Linked DNA regions of Homo sapiens: region 1 is linked to region 2. A link is a loop called in an ENCODE intact Hi-C map of the cell type or tissue named here. Cell type or tissue: dorsolateral prefrontal cortex. All regions are shown on one strand. Links, peaks and the distances in the headings refer to the core of each region. The heading gives the core; the rest is flanking DNA.

The links. Peaks named below come from ENCODE experiments on the same cell type or tissue, not always from the same donor. Only the 100,000 strongest peaks of a DNase experiment are listed, where the experiment ranks them.
Region 1: it touches region 2 in a loop (4-fold over the local background); 8 of 110 quality-filtered maps call a loop at or near these places.

Annotation. Positions count from the first base shown.
Region 1 is chrX:39,645,596-39,660,695 of GRCh38, reverse strand. No RefSeq gene overlaps it. Among named protein-coding and RNA genes, the nearest start is that of MIR3937, 8.1 kb to the left of the region's middle. RefSeq lists enhancers at 6,604-7,163, 7,164-7,725. In dorsolateral prefrontal cortex, for the core only: CTCF peaks have their summits at 6,942 and 8,138 (motif pointing left); DNase peaks (open chromatin) are centred at 6,885 and 8,168; H3K4me3 peaks cover 1,170 bases; H3K27ac peaks cover 1,982 bases; H3K27me3 peaks cover 7,437 bases.
Region 2 is chrX:39,809,264-39,824,363 of GRCh38, reverse strand. No RefSeq gene overlaps it. Among named protein-coding and RNA genes, the nearest start is that of MIR1587, 21 kb to the left of the region's middle. RefSeq lists enhancers at 5,850-6,767, 6,768-7,683, 9,649-9,708. In dorsolateral prefrontal cortex, for the core only: a CTCF peak has its summit at 9,738 (motif pointing left); DNase peaks (open chromatin) are centred at 6,954, 10,353 and 12,763; H3K27ac peaks cover 1,976 bases; H3K27me3 peaks cover 8,000 bases.

The sequences.
Region 1 (15,100 bases), core at 3,172-11,171, 160 kb after region 2:
CAAAAAGAAATTACAGTTAGTAGAAAATGGGAAATAAGATGGCAAAATGAATTCCTAATGGTAGTTACAACAAATATAAGTGAGCCAAACTCACCTATCAGGACCCAGACTGCTATTGTCTACTTTCAGCTATTTTATATTATTATTATTTTTTGCTCTGTTGGGCAGGCTGGAGTGCAATGGTGCAATCACGGCTCACTGTACCCTCAAAGCCTCACTGTACTTCCCAGGCTCAAGTTATCCTCCCACCTCAGCTTCCCAAGTAGCTGTGTCTACAGGCACACACCACCACATCTGGCTAATATTTTTTTGTAGAGATGGGGTCTCGCTACATTGTCTATACTGATCTCAAACTCCTGGGCTCAAGGAATCCTCCTACCTAGGCCTCTCAAAATTGCTGGGATTACAGGCATGAACCACCATGTCCTTGATCTATTTTGTATTCTTAAAACTAAGGAATACAGAATAGCTGAAATTAAATGAATGGAAAAAGATATATCAGGAAATATAAATTAAATAAAGCTGGGGCAGCAATTTTAATATCAGACAAAACAGCATTAAAAACTACAGATATCATAAAGGACAAAGGGGAATCATACATACGGAGAAAAGGAATAATAGTTCTAGAATATATAACAATTATGAAAGCACATTTATTCATGTAGATATATTTGAGACAGAGACTCACTCTGTCACCCAGGTTGGAGTGCGGTGGCGCCATCTCAGCTCACTGCAACCTATGCCTCCTGGGCTCAAGCCATTCTCCCACCTCAGCCTCCTGAGGAGCTGGGACTACAGGTGTGCACCACCACACCCAGCTAATTTCTTTTTGTTGTATTTTTTGTAGAGATGGGGTTTTGCCATGTTGTCCAGGCTGGTCTCCAACTTTTGAGCTCAAGGGATTTGCCTGCCTCAGCCTCCAAAGCGCTGGGATTACAGGCGTGAGCCACTGCACCCGGCCAGTAAAATATATTGAATGCCTATAATATTCTAGGCATTGCTCTAGGTTTGAAGGAGATAGCAGAGACCAAAACAGACAGAAATACTTATCTTCATTAGAATTTACATTCTATACAATTATCAACACAACCTCAAGTATTTAAAACAACAATGGACAGAACTAGAGAATAAAATAGATAAACCAGGAAGTGTAGGTGGAGATGTTAAGATTCCTGCCTCTGAAACTGATGAATAAAGGAGACAAAAAATAAAGCTATTGAAGATTTGCACCACACAATTAATAAACTTTAACTAGCGGATATGAATAGAATCTGACATTCAACCAACAGATTACATATTCTTTTTGAATGCACATGGCACTTTTACAAAATTAGAGAAAGGAACTTACCAAAAAGGCAATCTAAATACATTCCAAAGACTCAATGTCATTCAGGGCTGGGACCCTTTTTCCCCCCCGAGATGGAGTTGCGCTCTTGTTGCCCAGGCTGGAGTGCAATGGCGTGATCTCGGCTCACCACAACCTCTGCCTCCCGGGTTCAAGTGATTCTCCTGCTTCACCCTTCCCAAGTAGCTGGGAATACAGGCATGTGCCATCACGCCCAGCTAATTTTGTATGTTTAGTAGAGACGGGGTTTCTCCATGATGGTCAGGCTGGTCTCGAACTCCCAACTTTAGGTGATCCGCCCGCCTCGGCCTCCCAAAGTGCTGGGCTTACAGGCGTGAGCCACCGCGCGCCCGGCCTGCTGGGACTCATTTTTTATTTCAGCCTGGGGACACTTCTCTATAAGAACTTTTCAAAGGCAGAGCAGAAGGTTGAATTATTCTGTTCTCTGCAATAATCTACTTACCACAAGCAAAAGCAAAACCCAAACAGCAATAACCATGGCCTACAGCAAAGAACAAGGCTGTCCCTATTTTTTTTTTTAATGAAACTATCTTCTGTTGGCAGGGTCTGCCCCTGGTTCTCTTCAGCTCTGTTCTTGCCTTTGTTCTGAGTTTCTCCCCGGGAGAAACAAAATGGCGCCCAGCCAGGAAGGAGAGAGGCTTTGCTCTCCTGAGCCCTGAGCAGGACTTCTACCCATAACTGGCTTTCAGAGTGGCTGTTTGGTATAGCAGGGTGATCATGGTGACAGTGAGAGTTTTCCTTGGCAGTGAGCTGAACTTACCCACTTGAGAACAAGGTCATCTGCTTTGTAAGCTGCCCTAGTTAGAGACCACCCCTCAACTGCCGGGTGTTAGGAGGAAATTCTGCCACTAGCTACTAAAGGCATCACCAGAACTTCACTAACAGAAATCAGAGACTTCTTAAACCAAAGCATCCTAACTTTTATTAGCAGGGAGGCTGTCTCCAGAAAGCCTTCTGGGTTTGACCCCTTCCTCAAAGTGTTGACATAAAAGTTCATCACTGTCATCAATGATTGTTCCACTTATGGCAAAATTTTAGACCTAAAATTCATCCCCCCAACCTCTTTTTTTTGTTGTTCTTTTTGAGACGGACTTTCCCTCTATCGCCAGGCTGGAGTGCAGTGGCACGATCTCGACTCAATGCAACCTCCACCTCCTGGGTTCAAGTGATTCTCATGCCTCAGCCTCCTGAGTAGCTGGGATTCCAGGCACGCGCCACCAGGCCCAGCTAAGTTTTTGTATTTTTAGTAGAGACAGGGTTTCACCATGTTGGCCAGGATGGTCTCCATCTCCTGACCTCATGATCCACCCGCCTTGGCCTCCCAAAGTGCTGGGATTACAGTAGTGAGCCAGCGCGCCCAACCACCTTGTAATTACCACTCAAGGGTTTAATTACAAATATTCTATCTCCACTCCCTAGATCCACTTTTGATAGATATTTTCAGGGCCAGGTCTGAGCATTTCTTTTTTCTTTCACCCGAATTTTTATTTTGGAAAAAAAAAATCACAAATAGATGCTCGTTTATGAAAACTTCAATTAGCAATGCCTCCTCCTCATGTTATTCTAAAACACACACACACACACACACACACACACACACACACACACACACACACAGCCCAACTCACTAAGCCAAAGCTGAGGCAGACAAGCATATTCAGAAATCTACAGGATGATTCTATGCTTATTCCAGGATAGTGGCCTTTCAGATGTAATTCTCAACTCTCACCCACATATTTAAAAAATAAATGAGTCTTTTGATTGGCATTTGGAGTATTGGAACCTGAACCTCAGCTTTATTTTGAAAGCCTGTTCCCATTTGTATTCACAGGCAAGCTTTGCTCTCTGGCTCCGTCCTTGCCTTTTGACATTTAGGTGTTACCTTAGGTAATAAGTGGCCCAGGTTTTAGTCTCTGAAGTGGAGGTGGGATACCTCAAACCTGCTTCTGCCTCCTCCTGGGTTACCACTCAAGGGTTTTCACAGGTATAGCTCTGTATTTAATGGCACGTAGTAGTTAATTTGCTTTCGCATTTAAAAACCCTATAAAAAACGGTCTGTTTCCACAAAAGCTTCTTGAGAGTGTTCTTGTAAGAATGGACATCAGCTAATGTACCCATTTTCTCAGCAGCTATCTACTTACTGTGACCCCCAGTCTCCATTCCAGACCTTTCTGGTGGATGTGGGTAACATTTTCAGGGCCATTTCTGCATAATTATCTCCTCTTTCAATTTTTATTTTGAAAAGTTTTAAACCTTCAGACAGTAGAAAAAATAATACAAGCATCCATATGCCCCATGCCTTGATTCATGAATTATTATTGTGCCATATTTACACATGTGGCTGTCTATCTTTTTCCTGAACCATTTGAAAGTAATGTACAGGCATCATGACACTTCACCTCTATATATTTCGCCTAAGAAGATGGACATTCTCCCACATAACCATAAGGCCATTTTTATATTCAAGGAATTTATACCGATAGAAAAATATCTAATGTATAGGCCATAGTCAAATTTTGTCAGTAGTTCCTATACTGTACTTTGTAGCACGTTCTTTTTCTGATCCACAGTCCAATCTAGGATCAATATTGCATTTAGTCGTCATGTCTCTTCAGCCTCTTTTAATCTGTTTCTCCAAGGAAGCTGCCTCCTTTTGATGGGAAATGGTATTTAGAAACCAAGGACTAGGTGGGCTCATTTTGAGCAATTTCTTTTAAGCTAGTCTATGAATTGGGTGTTGAGGGGACGATGGTAACTTACACTTTTGCCAGAATTGGTTCATACCTTTCTGCCCCATCTTCTACCGACTCAGGAGGGAGTCCTGGGTGTCCTGGGTGAGGGATGTGATAAATGAGTTTGGAGCCAGACAGACATGGGTCTGTCCACGCCTCTCCCCTACCATATGACCTCCAGAAACTTATATAAAGTCACTGCATCTGTTTTTTCGTCAATGAAATGGAAATCAATATACGAATTTCACTGTGTTGGGGTAAAGATTCTGTGAGTTAACATGGCAAAGTTCTCTGCATAATCATATTCCACATACATTTACTGAGCATGCCTTCTACTGTGTAATGTGCTAGAGATAGAATAGTGAACAAAACTGGGCATTATCCCAATTCTTACAAAGCTTACCATTCCTGGGGGAGCCCCATGCAATGGCTGTCTGGTTCAGGATATAATCATACTCCAGATGAAAAGGCAAACCCTATACATCTTATTAATTTTGATATCCTCCGTGCCTAGCACAGTGCCTGGGCACACAGTAGGAGTTTAATAAATGTTGGTTGGATTCTTTTGGAACTGACTTGAGGACAAGCCAACTACAGGGATTTCTTGGAAACTCAAACTTTATTTGGACCCTTAATAGCATTCAGAAACTGAGTGAGATCTGTAATGGATCTCTGTTGAGGAGTAGCCAGGCTTACAGGGATTGAAAAGATATGCACCAGAGATTTCCAAAGAAACCGTAAGTCAAGTCCCAAGTTTTATTAATCAGCTAACAGGCAAGTATTTTCTGAGGGAGCACTATGTTCAAGACACTGTAGAATTAGAAATGTAGGGAAGTGGAAGACTCAGTTTCCATTCTTAAAAGCTCAGGCTGACAAAGGAGAAAAGCACAGATACATATGGAAAGATAGGCGCAGGAAGGTGTGTTAAGTGCCCAATGGTGGTCTAGAAAAGAGAACTCTCTGTGGGAGAGGTGAGAGTGGGTGCTAATGGATTAAATTAAGTCTTGGGGGTATTGGTAGGCTTTAGATAGGTGGAGAAGGGAAGGATGGGGAGTGTAGATCATGAGAACCACCCAAGCAAAGCTGCGGAGCTGGGACTAGAATTGGGCCAATCAGGTTGGAAAAAACAAACATTGGGTTGTACTTCTTGTTTTGCTCAGAAAAGGGTACTTAGTCACTAAGATGAACCATGGGCAGTATGCTCTAGAATACTAAGTCCCTGGCCATTATTAAATCATCTAGCTAGAAGAAGGATGGAGAAAAATGTTCTCAATGGCAGTTTATAAAGAGATAATCAAACAAGAAGGTATGTTCAAGCAGAAGCAGCTCAGATTAAACCACATAATGTGTGGTGAAGATCAAAGATTTGAGTTATACAGCTTGGGTTCCAATGTTTTACCCGTGTGACCTTAGACAGGTTACTTAACCTTTCTGAGGCTCGGCTTCCTCCCTTGTAAAGTGTGAATAATCATGGTATCTACCGGAGAGGCAGGTGACATCATACATGAAACAGCACCTGGCTCACAGGACACCAAATACATTATGGGCAGAATTCCTCCCCACTAAGATGTTCCAGAGGCTCCAGTCCCTCTAATGATAGATGCCAGAGCTGAGGGACCTTCACAGCATCTCATCTATATGCTGTACCTGCCAGGAGGCCACTGAGCTCAGCATTACTAGGGTCAACCAGATCTAGAGCCTGGGCTTGGACTCTGGGGCTCGCCCCCTCCATCCATGGCTCCTCTCTGCCTGAGAGCAGATGGTAAGGAAAGCAGACAAAGCCAGACAGGAGAAGCAGCAACTTGCTCTTGAAAGGGCTGGCAGCCCCCCTCTCCCTTCCCAGCCTCACCCAGGGCCGGGAACGCGTGCTGGGAAGAGGATTAAATCAATGCCAATTCACATCTCTCCAGAAGCTGGCTCCCTGATCTGAACTAATAAGCAAATCATTAGTGAATTAGGGCTGGGGAGGGCTCCGCGCAGCGCTCCTTAACTCCAGCTGTAAGACAAGCCTAAAAGCCCCAACCCCTTTCCTTACCGACCTCAAAATGTTCACACCAAGGAGATTTTCTGTGTTAAAGCAACAATCAAGACCTCCCCCAGCCCCAACTCCGCCAAGCCCCAGGACCCTTGGGAACCAACACGGGCAGGCAACACCATTTTTTCTTCCTCCGAATGCTGGTTACCAGACCCTGTGCCCCAAATCCTCCCGTTGCTCCTAACAGGCCGCAAACCCCACGCTGTCTGCGGCACCTGGATCTAGAGGGCTCCGGAGCCCTGCAGGCCAAGATGTCACCCCCATCCCCCAGCCCTGGGCACAAACTTGGCCCCATTGCTTATTTTCTGGTGAAAGCCCATTATCTCTCATTTACATCTAAACTAGCTTTTCATACTATTTTAAAGGCTGCTCCTCCCCTTCTGTAATCTCCCTGCGAATGAATTAAAAGTTGATTCTTGAAACGCACAAATCTTGGGGGCAGTTTCTTTTTCCTTCTTATTTAAATCATATGCTGTTTTGGACTAACCCTTTTATTTCCTCCCAATTATGATTTCTGGTGTGTTTTCCAGAGCTTTACAACATGGCATCTGATTATACACAAAGCTTCAGAATAAAGCCCTGTTTTTCCCTTCATTAACGACACAAAGGATGGCTGTGTGATCCACACAGCACTTTGTGATTTAATGCAGCTTTACAGTCTAAATCGCACCCGGCTTGGGCAAAGCAGATTTGGGAGTGAATCAACGCATTTTCTTGCTGCCAGGAGCTCCCTTGCAGATTCCAGCAAATTCTTTCACCACACGGAATTAGCATTTGATTAAGCTCTGCAGACACGTTCAAACTTTTACCACTGAGCGCCGGCAGGGCTGCAGTAATCTCCCGAGAGGGGGAGGCACCAAGCGCAGCCACTGCTACCCCTTCCCCCCATCCGCAATGTGCACACTTTGCAAAAAAATTGTGGGAATAGTGGGCAATGGATGGCAGGTTGGAGGAGGGGGTACCAGAAAATGTGAGGGTGCCAGAGAGCAGCATGGGGGTGGAGGGTCGGAAGGGAAAGAACATCACGTACATACTTGGGTTATAACCACCCTTTCTGCCCCAAAGTTGCCCTAGACAGGCTCTTTCTGCCAGTGTGCTTACCATAAAGGCGCTTTGATGTTATAGTTCTCTGACCCAGGAGCAATGTGACCTTCAACCAAAACCTGGCCCGGCCTTACATCCAAGAGAGCGGGGAGGGTCTTTTCTGGTGCCCCTGCCCTGCCCTGTGGTCTTATCGGTGGGGTTCGGTGCCTCTTCCAGCTACCTCCACCCAGGAAAGCTCGTGATTCACTTCCAGGAGAGCTGCGAGTTATGCCTCCCAACAGCCTGGGTTTAAAATCTAGTCCATTTCCATTATGCAAATGTGAGAAGCGGAAGTTTATCAAACTGGGGCTTTGTACCTAGAAAGCGGGCGTGCCAGCATGGGGGGCTATAAAGGCTTTATTGCCACAACTTTGGGGTGATTGCTTTGCTCACAAATGCCAGGAGCACGACTGAATTATGCAGGTCTTCCCAAACAGGTGGCAATAAAAACTTTACAGCCTCCCACACCATCACATATTTTGTTTATGCCTCTTAGGTGTCTTATTTTGTTAGTTTTTTTTTGACCCTTCTGTTACTATGGAAACGGAAGTAGGTGGAGATGGTTCCAGGTATCTGTTAAGGCAAATGCGAGGCAAGTCAATTATCATAAAGGTGCTCTAATTTTATCCTCTGTTTGAGGAAATAACTGAGGTCCTGTGAGGAGGGGAACCAATTAGTTCTGGAACATCATAGGCATTCCAGAATCCCACAGCATCCCTGTAGGGAAGATAGGGAACATGGTGGAAATGTCCATTTTACAGATGGTGAAACAGAAGTATAAAAAACATCTTACTGGCAGTCAGTAAGTTTGCCCCATAGAAGAAAAGAAAAAGGGCAAAAGGATTCTCTTCTGGGTGCGTGTTTGTCCGTGGTCCTCCTAGAGCTTCATGACCCAAATTAGGAACTCATTTTGGGTAACCTGAGGTCAGGCTGTAGTGACATCTGCTGGCGAAGATGGAACTGGCTAAAGCAGGTTTTTCTGTTGCTGACAGCTGCCAGGCCGGGAGATGGTGGTCTGTCTACAAGCGTGAGCTTGTGGATGGCTTAGATGAGAAACAGGGTTGGACAGCCCCTTCCCTTCTGAGTGTGATAAGGAAAACAGGCTCAGACAGAGGGGTTCAGGAGTAAGGGCTCAGAGGGTCCAGACCTCCATGGTTCCGGATGTCTTCTCAATTCCAGAAGGTACAATTCAACAGTGGGCGAGAGGAAATGTCTGAGGTGGATCTCCTGGTTCCTGTGGCCAAGAAGAAGAGGTTTTGTGATTTAGCATCTTGCTCAGCTCCTTCCTTTGGGAGGGACTGGGATCCCATTCCTCATGAAAGAGGGAATGAGGAAGGCAGATAAGAGTGTTAGGAGGAATCTGAGCAATGCCCACAGAAGCTGTCAGCAACCACAAGGAAGAGGGGCCCTTGCAGAAGAGAACATCTCCCTCAGGGGGCTCCTGTGTAGATAATGGCATCCTCCCATCAGAACGAGGAAGTTGGTTGAAGAGGGTACTGGAAATGAGGAGGAAGACCTGGGCTTTGGAAGCTCCTTGTGAACTTGAATAAGTCCCAGAACGGCCCTGAGCCTTGGTTTCCCCGTTTAAGGAAGACCAAATGCAATATGGGTCCCTCAGGGAGTTGTCATGAATGAAAGTGTAACAAGCACCAACATTTGTAGAATTTTGGTTTCAACTAAAGGTTGCCATGGATTCTTGTCCTGCCAAATCCATTGCCCAGAGATCTTCTCTTTAGGCATGTCTCATCCCCACCTCCAAACCCTCAGGCTGGATAACTAACTGGGGGCAGGAGGCTCTGCCAAGCTGTTCTGAAGTCCTCTGCAACAGCACTATTTAAAGAGTGGTCTACAGACCAGGGCAGGTTCAAGAACAATTTGTCACCCATAAATGACGAGATAGCACCGAGACTGAGAATAAGCATTCTGAAACTTCTATAACAATATGACAGAGTAATTTTACATCTGTTGAATCCAAATACTAAAACTTTGGACTTTTTACTTTTCATTTTTTTCTCCAGTGATTTATTTTTGTTGTATTTTATCAAAGATTTGTCCATGACAGATTGGGAAAACAAAAAAATAAGAAACAACTAGTCCTTCATCACCAATAGTTTGAGAAGCGGTGCTCTGTGGGGTCTCATGGCTACCCTCCTACAGCATCCTGCTGGGAGATGGTAGGAGGATGTGCATAGCTTCTTTCTTTGTAAGTTAAATTATGAATTGTCAACAGCAAGGCTTGCTCCATGCAGGCGGCCGTGCTGGCCAGGGCTTGTGTAGGACATCCATTCAGCTGTTGGTGACGACTCAGGCCTCCCAGCTCTCTGAGCTTACTGGGCCACGTCTGCCTCCCTGGGAGGCCCCCTGGGACCTCTCTCCCCATCAATCTTCCCACTCTTTGAAAGCACGGAAAACGAGCCCTTTCCCAGTGCCCCCCCTTTTCTTTTCGTCCTAAGTGAACCCGAGCGCATGGCAGGAGCTATCAAACACGCAAATGAGATTTCATGATCTAGTTCATTAGGCTGTGAATCCCTGGGCCCACCATCCACAGAGACGCTGCTGCAGCTTGTTTTCTGTCTGAGTCTGTCTCAGGGGACACACTCTCTGCACTGTATCCATTAGTACTGTCCTCCCTTTCCAGGTGCTTCACCCTACCCTATCCTCTGGCTCACCCACCCTGCTGCCTTGTTCCCATTCTTGGTGCAGCCCTGCCGTTTCTCTGGGCTGAACAAAGTCTTAGGGATATTTTGGTCGGGGAGGTGATGAGGGATGGCAGGGTAAGTCTTATAACTATGTGTATTAGTCCATTCTCATGCTGCTATTAAAGACATAGCAGAGACTGGGTAATTTATAAAGGAAAGAGGTTTAACTGACTCACAGTTCAGCAAGGCTGGGGAGGCCTCAGGAAACTTACAATTAAGACAGAAGGGGAAGCAAACACATCCTTCTTCACATGGCAGCAGCAAGGAGAAATGCCGAGTGAAAGGGGGAAAAGCCTCTTATAAAACCATCAGATCTCATGAGAATCACTCACTGTCATGAGAACAGCATGAAGGTAACTGTCCCCATGATTCAATTACCTCCCACCAGGTCCCTCCCATGACATGTGGGGATTATGGGAACTTCAATTCAAGATGAGATTTGGGTGGGGACACCATAATCAAACCATATCACTTTGGGCCAATTATCTCTCTTAGCCTCTTCTTATCTGTACATTGTGTATAATGATATCCATGTAATGGAAGTTAAGTTGTTAGGAATCCTTCCTCTGATCATAGGAAGGGCTCAAAAAATAGTAGTTATTAATATCTGATAATTATTGTTTTATAATTTTTGATTTTGTGGTCTTGTGAAATTAAACCTACAGCTTCTGTTTTCTTGGCTGTAATATGGGGATTACAAGCATCTCCTTCATACGCTTGTTGTAAGGATTAAAGGGCATGATGCTATCCACATGAGAGTTCCCAGCATTTTCTCTCCCCCTCCCACTCAAAAGGTTGACCCCTTCAGGATTTTTCCATCCTGTCTTTCTGGATTTTCCCTTCTCTGGGAGGGACACATTCGTCTGTGCTCTCTCTGTCCCCACCCCAACCCAGTGACTCACTGTAGTAGGCTGGCATGAGGGCATTTTGTCCAGGCAAGAGGGGTGCGTTTTTTCCTTGCAGGTGATAACAGAGTGTGTGCTTGTGGATGACTGCACATGGAAGGAGGGCCCTGTCACTTTCCCCTACCCACAACATGACCCAAGCTAAGAAGGCCAACATCACTGCTTCTTCCTTGGGGCATCGTCAGGCATTGTAGGAAACACAGGCTGGGTCAGGAGACACCAGCAACCAGTTCATAAAAACACTCCATTGGACCACTTAGGTAATTCAGGCTTTGGTTTCTTCTATGTTTTTTAAAAAATTGACTTTACCTTCAAGATTGCCTAGAGCCAGCTTATTTTTCAAGTACACGGACAGTTGCTTTTCCCTTATGTTACTAATTTTATAAATTATGTTTTGTCTTTCTTTTTTTTTTTTCTGGCAGAACATTCTCTATAATCTTTTACCTTAGCCAGCCTGCCTGGGTAATTCAAACATTTTAAAATAATGAAATAAATATGATCCTGAGGAAGAGTAGCAATAAATCAAGCCATTATATTAATTATTGTCATGATTGGGGTTCTCTAGAGCTAAAAGGCAAGAGAGATGACACATATTTTAACACCTATTTAATGTCAAACTTTTTGCTTTTAAATCTGCTTGGCATTTTATTTGACTCTTTCTTCTACAAAGTTGCCCAAGCCACTGATAATTCTAGAAAACCCAATGGAGAACAATCTACCAGCTGCTTAATACTAGGCTCACAGTGGATACCAGCTGGTGTGTGCCCTGCCCCACGGTGTGCTAAGGGCTAGTGGCTTGTGGCAAATGGCTATTGGTTAGGCCTCACCCCAGTACCCCAGCATGCATTGCAGCTGCTGCCCTCTTTCGATAAAGCTTGGATGTTTACGGCCATACTGTGGATGCTCCAAGTACTAGGGCTGCAAAACAAATAACCTTTAAATGTAGTGGCCTAAAACAACAATCTATTAAATGCTCACAGATGCCGTGGGTCAGAAATCTGGACAGAGCACTGTGGAAACGGTTTGTCCCTGCTTCATGATGTCTGGAGTCTCAGTTGAAAGATTCAAAGACTGGGGGCTGGAATGATGATTAATACAAAGCTTGTATGCTCATGTGTCTGGCAGCTGAGGCTGGCTGTCTGCTGAGACCTTAGCTGGCTGTGGCCTCTCTGTGTAGTCTGGGCTTCCTCACAGCGTGGAGACTGGGTTCCAAGGATGAGTGTCTTCAGAGGGAGCCAGGTAGAAGCTGCATCCTTTTTATGACCTAGCCTTGGAAGTCCCATACCATCATTTCTGCTGAGCACCATTGGTGGGAGCACTCATGAGATATAGACTCCACCTCTTAATGGGAAATACAAGGGGCTGGAAGAACACACTGGACCATAATATGGGCATTTTTGGAAAATACAGTTGGCCACACTGGGACTGTCCTCTGTGAGGCCCTGTTCTCTCCTCTGGTTGAGAGCTGTTGATCATGGTCTTTTGGCTGGAAGGAAAAGAGACTCGAGTGATCACCCTGATAATGTTCTACAGTGGGAGAAATCTGGAATCTCAACCACACAGCCAGACTTAAGGAAATTACCAGAATGATTTTTTTTCACAAACTCAGTTTGGATCAGGGCACTTCCCAGCCTAAAATACTTTGATGCTTTCCCATTGGGCTTAGGAAAAAATGCAAGCTTCTCAGTGGGGATTACAAGTTCTACATCTCCAACCCAAGCTCTTGCCACTCTCCTCCCACTCCAAGCTCCAGTTTGTGTCTCAAACCCACCAGGCCTTCTCTTGCCTGTAGGCTTTGAACAAAACATCTTCTCTACAAAATGCTGCCTCTATTTAGGACACTTCTCTGCCAACTCTTTCCCTTGCCTATTCTCAGGCTCTGAAGTATTCAGCTCTTCGGATACCCTAAAATCATCCATTATTCCCCAAGGGTATTCACTGTGCTAGAACAGTTGGGCCAGGAGAGGCCAAGTCAGAACCAGCCTGTCTTCCGTGACTTTCTAGACCAATAGAAATATAAAATGAGCCATAACTGTGAGCCATGTAAGTAATTTAAATTTTTCTAGTAGCCACATTAACAAGTAAAAAGAAAAAGGTGAAATTAATTTTATTAACACATTTAACCCAATATGCCCAAAATGCTTTCCATATATTTTTTTCACAAGAAACCTTTGAAATGTGGTGTGTATTTTGCACTTACAGCACATCTCCATTAGGACTAGCCTCACTTCAAATGCTCGATAGCCACATATGGCTACTGGCTACCATATTGGACAGTAAAGCTATCTGTCATTTGATCATCACAGAAACTTCTATTGGACAGCCCTGGTGTAGAGTGTATTTGCTATAAATGAAAGATGTAAGGAATACAATCCCAGATGTACCTGAGTTTCATGTATCAGAGTTGTCCCCAAAAAGTTGAGTGTAAATTGAATTTTGCAGAATTAAATGATGCTTGGACACACAGGGAAGGTCGACTATTTAAAACAAAACTGGGCTGGGTGTGGTGGCTCATGCCTGTAATCCTAGCACTTTGGGAGGCCAAGGTAGGAGGATTGCTTGAGCTCAGAAGTTCAAGACCAGCCTGGGCAACATGGTGAGAACTGTTTCTACAAAAAACACAAAAATTAGACAGATATGGTGGTGTGTGCCTGTAGTCCCAGCTACTTGAGAGGTTTAGGTGGGAGGATCACTTCACCCCAGGAGGTCAAGGCTGCAGTGAGCCATGTTTGCACCACTGCCCTCCAGCTTGGGCAACAGAGCAAGCCTCTGTCTCAAAAAATTAAATTAAATTAAATTAAAAAATGAAAATGAAGCCAATTAGAAAAATTTATTTGGAAAAACTTTCAAACTTATAGAAATGTTGCAAGAATGATCATATTGCAAAGAATAGCCAACCACCCTTTATTCATTTTCACCTGTTTTTCACATTTTACATTTTACTCCTTTGCATTATCATTCATGCACCTTCTCTCTGTCTCTATCTATATACACATACACCAATATATAATTTTTAAAATACAGTTTGAGGGTAAGTTGCTGTCTTGGTCTATTCAGGCTACTACAACAAAATATCATAAACTGCGTGGCTTATAAACAACAGAAATTCATTGCTCACAGTTCTGGAGACTGGGAAGTCCAAAAACAAGGTGCCAGAAGATTCAGTGTCTGGTGAGGGCCCACTTTTTGATTCACAGATGGTGCCTTCCAGCTGTGATCTCACATGGTGGAAAGGGTGAGGGATATCTCTGAGGCCTCTTTTATAAGGGCACTAATCCCATTTATGAGGGCTCCACTCTCATGACCTAACCACCTCCCAAGGGCCCCACTTGCTAAAACCATCACATTGATAGGGTTTTAACATATGGGTTTTGGAGGGACACAAACATTCAGACCACAGCAGTTACATACATCATGGCCCTTCATTCTTAAATACTTTCATATTTTCTAAGAATAAGAATATTCTTTTATAGAACCACAGTACAGTTAGCAACAGTATAGTTATCCACTTCAGTAAATTTATCATAAGTGTAATATTTTAATCTGTTCTACCATTCATATTTCAATTTTGTCAATTGTCCTAATAATGCTTTCGATAGCATAAGATCTAGTCTAAGATCAGATATTGAATTTAGTTGACATGTCTCTTTTGTTTCTTATGTGGAACATTTCCAGGCCAATTATTTTAAAGTAAAAAATTCTTTATGAAGTGAGTTTTCTCTTCCTCCCCTGTCCCTCTTATTTATTTTGTAAGTTTGAATTTTCAATGTATTTGGTTTTCTTAAGGCAGAACACTACTGTTTTAGAAAAGTGTATGTGAGACAAGAGCCTTCTCCAAAGCCCTAGGCTGCCCTTTCCAGTTTAGGTTAAGGCCTAAAACTCCAGTTCTGAGAAGGGGACCTCATGAATCCAGCTTTTCTTAATCTGGGGGAGTGTCTCCCAAGCACATCACCTACTGGGGGGATTGGGCCACTGTCCCAGCTTTGTTTCACCAGCCAGTGAGGCCATGCGGACTTGCTGATCCTCTTACCCTTCCTTGTCTTCATGGGGCCTTTCACGTGCAGCACCAGCGAGCCCACCAGGAAGGCAGACAGCGGCTGGCTGATGCAGGCTGGAGAGCTGGCTTTCCCACTCTATGATTTAAGACCGGGCTTCTCCACAAGTTCGCATAACCTCCCCTGACTGTCTAGATTGCAAAACCAGGCAAGATTTCCCTAAACTCCCAGGAGACCCAAACAAGTCCTCTCGTTTGCTCAATTACAGCGATAGATCACAACGGA
Region 2 (15,100 bases), core at 4,854-12,853:
GCTGCCCTAGAGTTGGAGCAGCTAGCATCCAGAGCCCAAGAGTGGGATTGGCCTTTAGATGGGTGGAAAGACACCTGGAACCAGAGGGTAGGCAGACAGGATGCTGTGGACAGACGTGTGATGGCAACATGCTGGGGTGGGGGAGGTCATGGTCTCTGTGAAGTGGAGTGTGGGGCTGAAGTCAGCTGAGTGGAGAATGAGGGAAGTAACTGTGTGTCGAGAGCTGAGCAGGAAGATGCAGGATTCACAGGGCTGGTGGTGGTGCTACTGCTTAGCAAGGCTGAGTGATTTCCTCCTGCTGGGCTGGGCCTCCTGGGAGCAAGCCTAGAGGAGGGCAGGAGGGCCTGTTGGATTTATAGTGGGCTGATGTTTATCCAGGCTGTGCTACTGGGACAGGGGAGCTGAGGATCCTCAAACAGGTGGCTGCAGGGATGGAGCACAGAGCTTAGGGCCTCAGAAGAGAGTTCACTCTGTGTACTGTGACAAGGAGGTTTGTGGTGTGCCTAGGTAATAGAGGACTGGAGAGAAGTCAGTGGAATGGGGGATTCAGCTATCTATTGGGTAGCAAACTACCCCAAAACTTAGTGACTTATATCAACATTTAGTTTGTTCATGAATCTGCTACTTGGCTGTACTCAGCAGGGATAATTTGTGCTTCACTCAGTGTCAGCTGGGTAGCTTGAATGGTGATGCAACTTGGCATCAAGTGGGGTGGCTCAAAGGCCGGGATTGGAATCATTTGAAGGCTTGCTCTTTCACCTATCTGGTGGCTGGTGCTAGGTGGTGGCTAGGACATTAGCTAGGGCTATTGGCTGGAACACCTACACTTGACCTCTTCATGTGGTCTGGGCTCCCTTACAACATGGTGGATGGGTTGCAAGGGTGACAGTCCCAAGAGAAAAAGAGAGAAGGAAGCCATGTAATCATTTATGACTTAGACTAGGATGTATGTGGCTACATTCTATTCGTGGAGACAGTCACAAAGACCCACCCAGGTTCAAGTGGAGGGGAAAGAGACTTCTCTTGAAGGGGGTAGAGGCACGGTGCTGGAATAGCATGTGGGACCAGAAACATTGCTGTGGCCATTATTTGGAAAACACAATATGCCACAGAGTCCAAGAAGTGAAAAGCCAAAGTCTTATCCTTTCTCAGGACAGGAGAGGAAGAGGTTTCACCAGGTTCAAATTGTTTCAATTTGTTCATGCAGCTAATATTTACTGAATACCTATTATGTTCCAAGCTCTGTTTTAGGTGCTGAGGATACAAAATGGATAAAAATCCCAGTCCTTGTGGAGATGACATAGTAGTGGGGGAAGAATCACAATAAACAAACAAGCAAGTGTTGGCTGGGTGCGGTGGCTCACGCCTGTAATCTCAGCACTTTGGGAGGCCAAGGTGGGTGGATCACCTGAGGTCAGGAGTTTGAGACCAGCCTGGACAACATGGAGAAACCCTATCTCTACTACAAATACAAAAATTAGCCTGGCGTGGTGGTGGTGGGGCGGTGGGGGGGCGCTCCTGTAATCCCAGCCAAGGCAGGAGAATTGCTTGAATCTGGGAGAAGGAGGTTGCAGTGAGCTGAAATCGCGCCATTGCACTGCAGCCTGAGCGACAAGAGCAAAACTCCGTCTCAAAAAACAAACAAAAAAACCAAGCAAGTGTTTATTATGTTAGGTGATGCTAAATGTTATGCAGGAATCACAGCCAGCAACAGAAAGTAAGCAGATGAAGGAAGGAGGGTAGGTGGAGCAGCTTGGGCCTCCCAGGAGCCGCTCTCCGCAGGGTGGAAGGAGGAAAGTCTCTAAACTGCAGGAAGGAGTGGGAAGGTTTGACCATTCCTTTTAATGTTGTATCCCAGCCGCCTAGCTTGTAGAGCTGGATAAACTTCTGTAAGGTGTAAGAAAAAGAGTCCCTCAGGCACTGAGTCGTTGCCCAAGGTCACCAGCTAGTTAGAAGCAGTGCACGAAGGGCCTGCAAAACAGAGGGCACATTTGACCCCTGACCTAGGAGGACTTGTGCATGCTGTCCGGTTTCTGAGCTAAACATTCCAGAGGGCTTCTTGGAAACTGGTGCCCCCAGGGAGTGTGTCTGTGCTCGCAAGTTTCTGTACCTTCAGAAAGCCGGAGGGTCCCAGTTGGAGCCAGTCCGAGATGGAGTGGGCTCAAGAAGGAAAGAACGTGGGGATTTAATTGGACTCAGCGAACCCTTCCCGGACCAGCCGGCGTAAACTCTCGGAGGCTGTCGCCTGTGCCCGGCTCTCCTCCCGGCCTGGGGCGCTTGGCAGAAACGCGGTCACGGAAAAGGGGTGAGGGTGGCAATCCCGGGTCTGCCCTCCCGTACACCTCCCTGCTAACCCACCCTGTCTGAGAGGCCACGGGGACCAGGCTACTGGGCATAGTGTGAGGACAAGAAGGGATGGAGGGCTCGGGACGGCGGGGACACGCGGGGGCAGTGTTGGGGGAGCTGGAGTAAGAGTGTTCCGAGAGGGGAACTCGGGCGCGGGGGTGCGGGAAGGAGCCTGGGGTTGGAGTGTCCGGGGTGGGGGTAGGCCGGAGGAGGGGTGGTGTCTCGGAGTGGCGGGGCTGGGAACTCCCCGGGCGAGGCTGAGGCAGCATGGGGGGCCGGTGGTGGTGGCGGGGATTGGGGCCCCCGAGGCATCTCTGACCACAAAGGGCCGGGGAGCGCGGCCCGGCGGTCTCAGCGAGCCGTATTGATCGAAGGGCGGGCGCAGCGAACGCGCCGAGAGCGGCTCCATCCATTAGGGCCGCTGTTCGCCTCCAATTAGAAAAAAAATCATTACTCAGCAGCCAGCAGCGGCCTGCGCGCCGCCTGGGACCGCCAGCGAACAAGCGAGCCAGCGAGGGAATGGCGGGCCTCCCCCACCCCCGCGCTCCCACCCTCAGCCCCCGGCGCCCCGCCTCCCCCGGCCCTAATGACAACTATTAGAACTGCCTCCCCGCACCCACCGCCCGGCGAGCACAAAAGCGCGAGATTCATTTGGTAATCGGGGTAATTACAGCGGGGCGCGGGGGCGCACGCGGCGATGGCGGGCGCGCCGGCGGAATGCTAAGGGGCCGGGCGCGCCGCCCGCTCCCACCGCCCCGCCCTCCCCGCCCGGCCCCTAGCCCGAGCGGCGCCCGGGGCCGCGTCTCTCCTCGCCTAAACCCTCCCCGCTGCCGCCGCTGTAAGCGGGCTGCCCCGGGGCTCCCGAGGACTGGAGGAGAAGCCCCCCGCCCCCCGCCACGGGTCCTCTCGTCCTAGCCCTTGGCAGCGCGGCCAGCGGCGCTCCGGACAAGATTTGCCACGTCCGGGAGCCGGAGAACCCCTCGGAGGTCCGGCCGCATAATAAATACCGCGTGCAATGTATTCACTCTGCGGCCCCCGGTTAATTTATACGCCCGCTCCAAGCCGTGCGCCCGCCTCGGCGCGCGCCCCGGCCTGTCGTTCCTATTTACAGGCGCGAGGCGCAGTCCCTCGAGAGGGCTTTTTTCTTTTTCTTTCTTTTTTTTCTTTTCTTCTTCTTTTTTTTTTTTTTTGAGAGATTTAGGATGGATGCAACGTGTCATTAAACCTGAAAGGAACTGTTATTTATCAGTAATGATGTTTTCCACAGGCCTTTTTCCTCACCTGCGCGGGCACAGGTACCACCTGGGTGGTGGATGCGGGGCGGGGGTGCCAGGAGGCCTGGGTGGGGGTAAACTGTGTGCGGGCCTAGCCGGAGGCGGCCGGGGCACCGCTGGAGGCCACCTCTCCAGACTCCGGGAACCCGAGGGCCTCTCCTTCACTTGGAGGCACGGTGCTGCACCCCCGTTGGGGGGTTCCCCTTGCAGAGCTGCCTAGAACAGCAATGTGTTAGGAGACGCCTCCGAAGAGCCTCCTCCTCCTCAGCTGGCAAGAAACGCAGACTCTCGGCAGTGCCATTCTTGCAGCAGAAAGGCCCTGTGTGACTCCAGCACTCGGAGCAGCCGCCTTATCTGGGGTGATTTCCCATCTGCCTCCCTGGGCCCAGGATTTCCTTCCTGCACAGAACTTATCTTGTCGGGAAGCAGAGCTGTGCGCTAGAGGCAGGCCCAGCAAATGGAATGCTCGTTCGGTCTTGTGTTCTTAATGACCCATAACAGAGTCCTCAGAGGTGAAAAACAAAACCCTCCACCCCCTTAACCATTTCTGTGCCCATCCTGGTCTGGGAGATTTCTTAATCCTGCTGCGCCGTCACACGGACTCCTCTCTGGATTTTATCCTGCGGCCGCCGGGTCCAACTCAGCCGCACCGGGACTGGGGTGGGGAGGCGGAGCCCTGCAAGGGCTTGAAGTAGGGACTGCAAACCCCTGAAAGAGTGGGCAAAATTCTGGGTAGATGCATTTTTCCGAGGGGAGAGTTCTTAAAGGGATCTGAGACAGTCCCAAAGGTTAAGAACCACCTGCCATCCCTTTGACCTTGTTGAAGTTTGATCTCGGAGCCTAGCTTCATTATCAGAAAGAACGAGAATACCCCAAAGCAGTCGTTGTGATTAAAATAGTGAGATAATGCTTTAATATTTGTAAACTGTACAGGCTTCTTCAAAGATAAATTATTAATGATGCCAAAGATGGCTGTGTGGTTGTGCGTGTGTGCACGTGTGAATGCACGTATTTGTGAGGTGATAGTGCAGGGGAAGTGTCGGGGGAGTCACTGGGATTATATTATTTGTCCTGAGACCTCCCCCACCCTCCGCCCCTGACCATTTCTCTCTTCCTCAGGACCAAGTGGGGTTGATCTGGAATATTGCCCCTCGGTTTTGAGAATCACCAAGGCTGGGTGGGAGAGATGGGCAGCAAGGTCTTCCTGCTGAAGCCCGTCTGGTCCTCAGGAGACCCATGGCCCCCTTGGGCACACAGTAGCCATCTGCACGGAGTAGGTGGCTACCACATCTTTGTGGAATAATGGAATCAATGACTGGATAGCTCAGTGGTCTTGGGCCAGGCCCACATCCCTTCTGTACTTGCAAGTGGAAAAGGACTCTGGACCCTTTCCAACTGCAATGTGTCTGTCTCTGGTGGTGGAGGCCCTTCGGTATCTTTTTTGATTCCATGTCTACCTTCTAGGAGCTCAAAGACTGAAATAACCAGAATCCAGGGTGTCAAGCATCCCCATAGAGATGGGGACTGATGTGGTATAGTTCATTCCCCTCATCCACACACTAAGAAGCTACAACAGAGAAAAGCTTGACTGAGGTCATGAGACCAGGGTTCAGAGTTCCCCTCACTGATACCCCCTTACCCCCACACAAAAGGACAGTGGCAGCCATGCAAGGGCACTGCCCAGACCTCCCTTCAGCGGAAAAGTTTCTGGAAGAAGTGTCATGGTTTGCTAGCCTCTGGCTGTGGCACCTTCGGGATCTGCTGCAGCATTCTTGCTGAGGCCACCCTCCCCAGGCTGTTCCCGCCCGATGACAGAGCATAGCAGGGGGACTAGAGCTGGGTCATTACTGCCTGACACAGGAAGTTTCTGATGGGCAGTCTGTGCTCTGGGGCTCCCCATCGGCCTGGCTGAGGCTTTCTCAGAGCTGCGCTGCCGGCTGAGGCTCTCCCTACCCACCCCTCCTTCCTTCCCCTCTCCTTCTGCAGGGGTCAGAGCTGCCTCCCGGTCTGAAGTCCCCCCCCCCCCTTTATCCTTCTTAAAAATCTCCCCCAATACATCTCTCACACTTACTCTCTCTTGGTGTCCTCTACCTGGAGGACTCAAATTGCCACAGGGACTAACACGTAGACTCCCATGCCCTCCGGTATTTTAGGCGGGACCCTTGTGTGTTCAGGAGCATGTAAAGAGCCAAGGGTGGAGCTAGGAGCCCTCAGCTACTCCTTTACCCCATTCCAGAAGGTTCCAGGCTCTACACACTCCCCTGTACCCATCTAGGGCTAGGTGGCCAGCTGTCACACTCTGGCAGTAATGCTGCTCATGACTTGTATTTATTCTTCAAGTTGCTCCTGGGTATATTAGGGCCCATCTCTGCCCAGGTCCCTTGCCAGCAAAAAGGCTGGTTCTTACTCACCAGCTTGCCCTGTTGCTCTGGGAAGTCAGTCCCACGGCCAGACCGCCCTCTTTTCACACGGCCACTCTGAGCACCAATGTGAGAGGCAAATGCCAGCCCTGCAAATCTGTACATGGAATCAGAGGCTCTCCAGACTCACGTCCAAAGGTGCATGGGCGGGGCGAGCCAGGAGACGGGGGAGCCCTGCTCAGTCACAGACACAGATGACATGAAATCAGATGGAGGATAAAAAGCATCACTGGAAAACAAAGGAACTGCTAGAGTCCGTGCCTGCTCGAGAAAAAGCAGTCATCAGCCCAAAGATGGATGAAGTGGAGGGCTGTTATTTTTAAGGTGGGGGCAGAGGTCATTAGCTTGAAGAATGTGTCATATTTGGCATCGGGAGGGTGGTTATGTGAGGCTGGAAAGCAAAGCCTGGTCCGCTCGCTCTCTGGCCAGGGAGATACTATTCCCTGGGGAAAAAGGACAGGCCCTCAACTAGCAGAGAGTGGCATGGAGGAATGTGTCCCCCAACCTTTCTAGAAGACAATAAATCTGTGAATTCTTCTCATTGGCAGGGCTGAAGGTTCATGGGACTGAGGCCAGCACCCAGTGGTGGCCTGGGCTGTAGAACTTCAGAAACAGCTAGTGCTACCCCTGTAGGCTAATTGTTTTTTCCAGAACCAAACTTTACTTGGCAGCACTAGGCTATAGCTCCATGGGCAGGGGTTTTGGGAACGGTGCCTTTGGTCATAGGGTATCAGGGTTATCTACAAACCCTCCTGTTTCTGGGAAACCAGCCTGAAGTCCTCATGCCCTCTGCAGCCAGAGGCCACTGGGCGCTGTGGTTCTGCCAGCTTTGGGGTGAGCAGAGGCAGAGACAATGGGGGAGAAACTCTATGAGGACAATGCCTGCCCAGCCTGAAACATCGCTAACAGATGGAAGGATGCAAACAGCAGCATGCCAAGCCTTCAGAGAGCTGGGAGCTCTGCCTGTGATTCAGGGAAGCTCTGATTCAGAGCTCTGAGCGCGTTGTCGCCCGGTGTCCTCAGGATGAAAGGCCTGCTTGGGGGGCTCCTCTAGTCCATCCCTCCCGGCTCCACCACCTCAAACTCTGCCTTCCAGCAGCAATTTCTTCCAGTTCTCCGGGCTTTGCGAGGCTTTTGCTGGGGCTGTACCCTCAAGCCTAAAACCCTCTGACTCCTAAAACTATCTGACTCCTACAACTATCTGACTCCTACTCATCCTTTCGCTTTCAGCTTAAGCTCCAGGAAGTATGGGCAACCCCCACAGTAAACAAAGCCAAACGTTTTCTTTATCTGGAGCCTTTACTATGCTAATGTACATTGTGAATCTTCCGGAGGTTGGTGGGTGGGGGGCAGTGGAGAGGCCGCCAATCTTTCCAGAAGTATTTGGCCCCAAGAGGCCTCCTACCCCCACGTCTATTAACCCTCTCCCAGAACGAGGTGAGGAGGAGGAGCTTGGGAAATGCTCCTCCAAGAGAAGCAGAGCGGAGGCAAAACCCCTCTTGTGGGGAGGTACAGTCCCTTCTGCCCTCCTGTACCCTGCGGATAAACTTACCCCCTGGAAGGAGAAACCAGAATAGCAGCCCAATCTCTTCTTAATGCAGCTGCAGGGTCAGATCCAAGTTTGGGGGCCTAAAAGTTACGTGAATTTTGGGGCCTTCTTGAAGAAAAACAGTGCAGAGGTACAAATGATAACTGCTAGGACCCTACCAGGGCCTTGGAAGGGGACTGTGCGAGTCAAGGCCCTGAACTTTAAGCTTTATTAGCCTCGAGGTAAAATCCACACCTGTGCAGAGGCTTAATTCTGGACATAGGTGTAGCTAAGACACATCCCTCTCCACATCACGTTTAGGTCAACTGGACGGTCTTGGATGGCCCTCCTTTGACTCTGGTATATCTCTGCCAGGCTCCGGCTGGCCTGCCTGCCTCTAGGCCCACAGCCAGCCTGTGGTTTGTTCTACTGGGCCAGCCATGCAGGTGAGTGGTCTCTGGCACATCCTCTTCAAGCCAGCAGACTGGTAGGGGCAGCACCATATTGGCCGGGCAGATCTATTTGCCCTCCCCTCACCCCATCCACTTTCTGTGCCCAGGAGGCTGATCCTTGATCCTTGGGGACTGGATCCCTTGGGCTGCCTTGACCACTGGCTTCTGGTTGGCTTGGCCAATGGGAGGCAGGTAGGAGGAGTCAGAGGTTGGGTATTTATTTCCACAGCTGGGCTGCCCTTTTGGTGGTGGCTGCGTTCCTCGTCCCATAGCAGCCCTCACCTACAGCTCTTTCCAGGTTCTGCTAACAGCCCCCACTCCTGGCTCCCTCAGTCCAGGGAGTGGTGGCAGCTTCCCATTGTTGCTAGTCCCAGGGTACTTCCCTATCCCTTGTGGTTTCTGTAATCTGCCCACAACTCTGTAAATAGTCCCTTTACAAACTCTTGTCAGTTAACCCTCTTGCTGAGTCTGCCATCCATTGCTACTGGGGCCCTGACTCACAGCACAAGTGGTACCCATGGGCAGTCCCTAAGTCATCCCACCAATCACAGACAAGATATCCTGAGTTCCCCACTGGTCAATTTGAATATGCAAATGTTAGGCATCTGTCCCTGGGGGTAAGCTTTCCACAGCAGTCTAGACCCTGGCGGTGGACTCCCTGATTCACCTATCTGCACTGTGGCACTTAGCACTAAACTGTGTGGGCTCCTCCTTCCTCAGTGTTCAGATTAGGTTATGGGAAGAACATAACCCCTTCCTCCCCCAACTTTCTGTGTTGTTTTGGGTGAGAGCGGACATTATAATTTTGGGGAATGTGATAGAACTGCCCAGAGTACATGAAATCAGCCACATAAATTATTGAACTTAAATGATGATTCTGGTGATGTGCTAGTAAATGTTTAACAACTGGCTCCCTGCCCCCCAAGCCCTGACTTGTAGTATCTGCTGATTTCCATGATGCAAATACTCCCACCACAGCCAGTCTCAAGCTGCCCACGTGATGGTGCTGACCATGGAGTTGAAAAGACACGGACACAGCATTACATAGTATTTCTTTCTTTTTTCTTTTTTTTTTTGACACAGAGTCTCACCCTCTCACCCAGGCTGGAGTGCAATGGTGTGGTCTCAGCTCACTACAACCTCCGCCTCCCGGGTTCAAGCGATTCGCCTGCCTCAGCCTCCAGAGTAGCTGGGACTACAGGTGCCCGCCACCACACCTGGCTAATTTTTGTATTTTTAGTAGAGAGGGGGTTTCATTATGTTGGCCAGGCTGGTCTCGAACTCCTGACCTCGTGATCCACCTGCCTCAGCTTTCCAAAGTGCTGTGATTACAGGTGTGAGCCACCATGCCCTGCCTTTTACATAGTATTTCTACCACACAGTCATGAAAGGGTAAATAACCTCATGAGAGTAAATAATAGTAAACTGTAGCAAAGCAGTCAGGAAGGTGTGAGTTTTCAGTATTTATTACCTTTGTTTTTAATATGACTTACTCCATTTTAAATTTTAATTATTTTAATTATAATTCTATTTTTTATTTTACTTCTTTTAATTTTTATTAATGGCTATGCTTAGTAACCAATTGGCAAAAATTCCTGAAAATTTGATGATCTGATCTCACAAACCAGTACCCTTTGGCTCCAGCACACCATGGAAGGGTTCTACTGGCTCTGTGGCAATGGAAAGAAAAATTAGTTTTCAAGAGAGAAAACAAAAACAAAGAAAAGCTACGAGTATTTCAATTGCGCCATCTTGTGGCGCCACCTAACAGTACTATGCCCCCATGACCTGAACTCCCCCCCATTTTGGTCATGCTGTGTCTCTATCTGGGGTGCCCAAACATCCTGGTTTGCCTGGAACACCTCCTTATTTATGCCTACTACCCTGGTTTAACGATAAAAACACCCCTTTTACTTTCTCAAAAGTGTCCTAGTTTGAACAATAAATGATATGGTTACCTAACCTATACCCCAGTAGACTATAACTAGCTTGAGGGTAGGGACTGTCTTGTTTACCATTGCATCCCTCAGACCACGGAGGCATTCAACTGATATTTGTGAAAAGAGCAGTGAAAGTTAAGGCTATAGAAACAGTTTCCCTGCCTTGTTGGTTACACTGATAACCACTGGGATTTGGAAATCTTTACGCTGTGCAGAGATTTTTAGTGTAATGTGATTGGCCCTGTAATCCCTGACCCCGGCGTCCCTGTGCACAAAAAGCCAGGCTGATAGACGTCAGAGCCTCGTCTCCCAGGGAGCGTGCGGCAGCCAGAGGGTGTTGGTCTGGCCATCTGGTGCAGGAACAGTCGAGCCGTGTGGGAGCCCAGCTGGCACGGGAATCCTTGGCTGTCCCCGGCAAACAGCATGGGGAGGAGAGCTGTGGGATCAATAGTAATTTCCTTCAGAAGAACGGCGATGTAGTGCAGTTGGCAATGGCATTGGGCTTTCCCTGGCACGGAGGCTTCTAAATGTGCTTGGCCCTCTTAGCTAGGAAGTGGACTTACAGCAGAACACTGGACAGGGAAGGGAACAAGGACAGGACTTTCTTGGCCTGAGCCCAAGAGAGGTTGCCAGGTTGGCTGTGGGAGCAAGCTTTCTCTGTGCTTGTATGTCATCGGCAGAAACAACGTAGACACTTTGAGTCACTGATAGAGAGGAAATTGTGGAAGCTGGAACATTCCCGTGGGCCTGCTGGCACCTCCCATGCAACATCCATCTACTCAGCACCTAGGGGAGGCTTCTTTGTGCCAGGAACAGGTGGTAAAGGTGATCTCCATTTCTCACTGTCTAGAGATGGAGGGTAAGGAGTTATCTGACATTTCTGAAGCAGGGCCATCATTGCGGATGGAAATAGTGGCGAGTCTAGGGGCTCAGGGAGTGGCTAGGAGTTCAGAAAGAATGGGTCAAGCTTGAGCTGCCAACTGAAGGATGAGCAGGAGTTTTGTTGGATGGGATGGTGGATTCAGGAGCACACCATATAACTACCCCCTTCAAAGGTTTGGGTGGGGACCGCTGCCCACTTGGAATTGTCCTTAGCTGATAGGAGCTGGCTGAGCTGCCTTGTCCAAGGGAGCGCCCTGCCACCTTCCGGGAGGGCAACTCATTCAATGACTGGTTTATAGGCGGGGGAGACTATGCAAGGACTTACCCCTTTGCCTCAATTTAGGACATCTCTGAAGGGCCATCCCAGCCCCAGAACTTGCCTTGGAGTTGACTGAGGCCTCTGTTGCAACTGCACTGTAGTTCAGCTTCTCCCTCTGCCCCATCCTGCAGCCCTTTCTCCCTCACAGGCATTGTTCCTGACAGCAGCCTCCAATCAGGATCCTATACACCAGTCACCATCTCAGGGTCCATCTCGCACAAAGCCCAGCATAAGCCAGGGAGGGAGGGGTAGCTCTTCTCGGGGAGACAAACAGTGTGCAAACTGTGGCCTGGAGGGTGGGCAAGCTGGCCAGGAGGGAGTGTCCATTCCTGTGGACCAAGCACAGGATTAAAAAAAAAAATCCTAAGAAGCAGATTCTTAATTCCTAAATTTTGGTGGTCAGGGAAGATTCATGGCATAAAGGTCTTGCGTTCCTGTGATTGTGACTGAGGTGTGACCTGTGGCATTTCTTAATATAATTTATATGTTCCTGCATCAGGTCAAGTTTTCCCCCAGCCTACTTTCTTAAGTTGCTCCTGTGTCCCAGTTTGGGCTGGAAAAGTGAGGAAGGGCAAGCGCTTTGGAAGCAGGTAGGCATGTGTTCGTGTCCCTCACTTACTGGTGGTAGAACTATGGGCAGATTCCTTTACCCTTCCGAGCCTGTTTCCTCCCCACCTCACCTCATGTGAGATGGGGATAATGAGATAATGCCTATAAACACATAGCACGGGGCCAGGCATGTAGTAAGCACTCAACAAATACCTTTATTTTCATTCCTGCCATTTTTGCTTCCTTTGCTCAAATTTGCACTCCTTTATCAGAGATGCTTGGTGAGGCCGGGTGCAGTGGCTCACACCTGTAATCCCAGGACTTTGGGGGGCTGAGGCAGGTGGATCACTTGAGCTTAGGAGTTGGAGACCAACCTGGCCAACATGGCAAAACCCCATCTCTATGAAAAATACAAAAATTAGCTGGGTGTGGTGGCACGCACCTGTAATCCCAGCTAGGATTACAAGGCAGGAGAATAGCTTGAACCCGGGAGGCGGAGGTTGCAGTGAGATCACGCTGCTGCACTCCAGCCTGGGCAACAGAGCAAGAGTCCGTCTCAAAAAAAAAAAAAAAAAAAAAAAGGAATGCTTGGTGAGTATCCATTTGGTGTGTGGGTAGGGGGAGGTGGGGGAAAGTGGCCGTGCAGTGGGGAGTGTTGATGGTTTTGATAGTTTTGATAGGAGCAGGATATATAAACAGACCTTCACTTGAGTCCTTTAGAGATTCAGTCTAAAGCTATCCCACATATGGGGCGGCTTAACAGAAGACACAAACTTGCCTTCATCTCCTCCATTTATCAGAGGGGGAAACTGAGGTCTGGAGGGGAACTGATGCCTACAGTTACCAAGTGACATCTGGAGACCCTGAACCCCGGTCTTCCAGTGCCCCAGCCCTTGGCTCACCTGGTCTCCCCAGAAGGGAGAGAAGAAGGCAACCGCTTTGGGGTGAGAGCAGAGCTGCCTCCTGGAGCCTCAAGCGCCAGCCTCTGCTCCTGTTTGTTCCCAAGCTCACCAGAAGGGCACCTCCCTCCTCCCCACTGATGTCAGCCGATGACGTCTGGGCTGCATTCAGGCCATGCTGTCATTTGTCCCATGCTCATTCAGCTGATTAAAAGTCATCAATTGTTTTTTAAGCCACCAGCAGGCGAGCCACCAGGCGCCATTTGTTATTGCTCGGCCATGCTGTGAGATGCTGTTTAAACTCACTGAGCAAAGCTTTCGGAAACCAGAGGCCAAAAGCATTTTTGGAGGAAAGAAAATAGGAGAGAAATGAGTGGGCCCACATCTTTGCCAGAAGGAACAATCAGGCCATGCAGGCGAGGAGCTGGTCCCCCTTTTAGCAGCTCCCACGCAATTCTTTTCAGGGGCCTTTCTCTTGGGGCCAGAGCTGCAGGGAGCCCCCTTCATTTCTCTCCCTTCCGAAATAATCTCCACTGTGGCTAACATTCATTTGGGGAATTTTTTTTTTTAACCTAGTCTCCCTACCTCCAAGTTATCCTCTTGCTTTTTGGCTAGATTAGTGTTCCTACAACACTTCTCCATGCCACTCCTGCTCAACCACCTTCAATGGCTCCTCATTGCCTGTGGAATGAAGATTAAAGCTGTTGCCTGGCATTCGAGTTCTCCACAGTGTGGCTCAGGTCCCTACCTCTGACCTTCCTTGTCACTATACTTTAGCCAAATCACACTTTTCAGCTCCCAGACATGATCCTTGCTCAGCTGTCTTTGTTCACAATGTTCCTTTTATTTGAAATGATGTACTACTTCCCCAGCCCCGGCTCTCAGCATTTTGAACCCCAAGGATCTTCCGATGAGTGTTTTGGAAACTTTGTCCTGGTGTCTTTATGGAGGCCACAGGTCCATATCCTCTTTGTCCCCTTTCAGTCACATGTGCAGTAGACACTATTGATGCCTCACCCATGTCACCTTGTGCTTACCATTTCTGTGCACACAGCTGCCAGCACCTGTATCCCTGTGCCTGGAGCCTGTTTCTGACCACTTGAGCCTTCTCTGTCAAGCAGAAGGTGCCAGGGGGTTAATGCTCCCTGGGAGCAGCCCTCAACCAATGACTGATGGGAGCTGGTGGATAAATACCCCAGCTCCCTCACTCCATGGATGGAATATTCCCAAGTAATTGTTCTGTGCCAGCTCTCAGATCCCCAGTGGGACTGTGCCCCAGTTGCCCACAGCAGTAACCTGCTCATTGGCTACCTTCCCTTCCCTGCCTCCTTCCAGATATACTACTTGTACTTAGACCCTTATCTCAGGGTCGGCTACTGAGGAACCCAAACGCAGACATGTCACTTTGTTTGTTCTGGTCCTTCGTCCTGCTGGACTAGCCCCAGATCCCCTGTAGGTCCCAAAATGGTGCCTGGCCCATAGCAGGTACCTCATAGTAGGTACCAGTAAATGTTGAATGACTTGAATCTGTATTAGAAAATCCTCTAAATGAAATATAAGCAAAACCTGTTTTTCTGTGGATTGTTCTCTCTGCCTGCATATGCCAGGGCCATTCCCACTTCTGTGCTTTAGCCCTGCCACCCCCTGCCTGGTCCTTTCCTATGGAAATCTGTAAGACTTAGCTTTAGCCAGGCACGGTGGCTCATGGCTGTAATCCCAGGGACTTGGGAGGCTAAGGCGGGAAGATTGCTTGAGGCCAGGAGACCAGCCTGGGTAGATAACATGGTGAGACCCAGTCTCTACAAGAAATTTTAAAAATTAGCTGGGCATGGTACTATGTGCCTGTAGTCCCAGCTACTAGGGAGGCTGTGGCAGAAGGATTTCTTGAGCCCAGGAGTTTGAGGCTGCAGTGAGCTATGATCGTGCCACTGCAGTCCAGCCTGGGTGATATTAATAGAATGAGACCCTGACTCTTAAAAAAAAAAAAGACTTACCTTTAGCCTCAGCACTTCCCCACCTTGCACCACCCCCAAGAACACCCTGTCTGCCGCAAGTCAGCCTGCCCTGGTAGTTCCCTTCCCTGAATTGCTACTGAGCTTCAATAGCACTGCCCAGCCTTGCACTTGCCGCTGATTTTGTTACATGTGTTCATTTTTTTCTCCACTGTGCTCTTCCATTCTCAAGGGTAAGTCTCACAATCCCAAGGGCTTCCTGTTAGTCACTTCTCCTTCTGTCCCCAGGAGGAATTCGAAGGTCTGACTCCATTATGAATCAGGGAAGATCAGTGTCATTGGCAAAAACAGCTTTTTTTTTTTTTTTTTTCAGCCATGTCTCAAGAAACTTGCAAGTAAATGCAAGGCTTAGTTGTATGTGGATGGGTGCAGGAGTGGTGGGGCGCACAGAGATGGGGGAGGGGGATCTGGTAGAGAGACCCTGTGGCCATGACCTGCCTTAGCCCCACAAGCTTTTGAGCCCTGTTCTTGAACTCGAT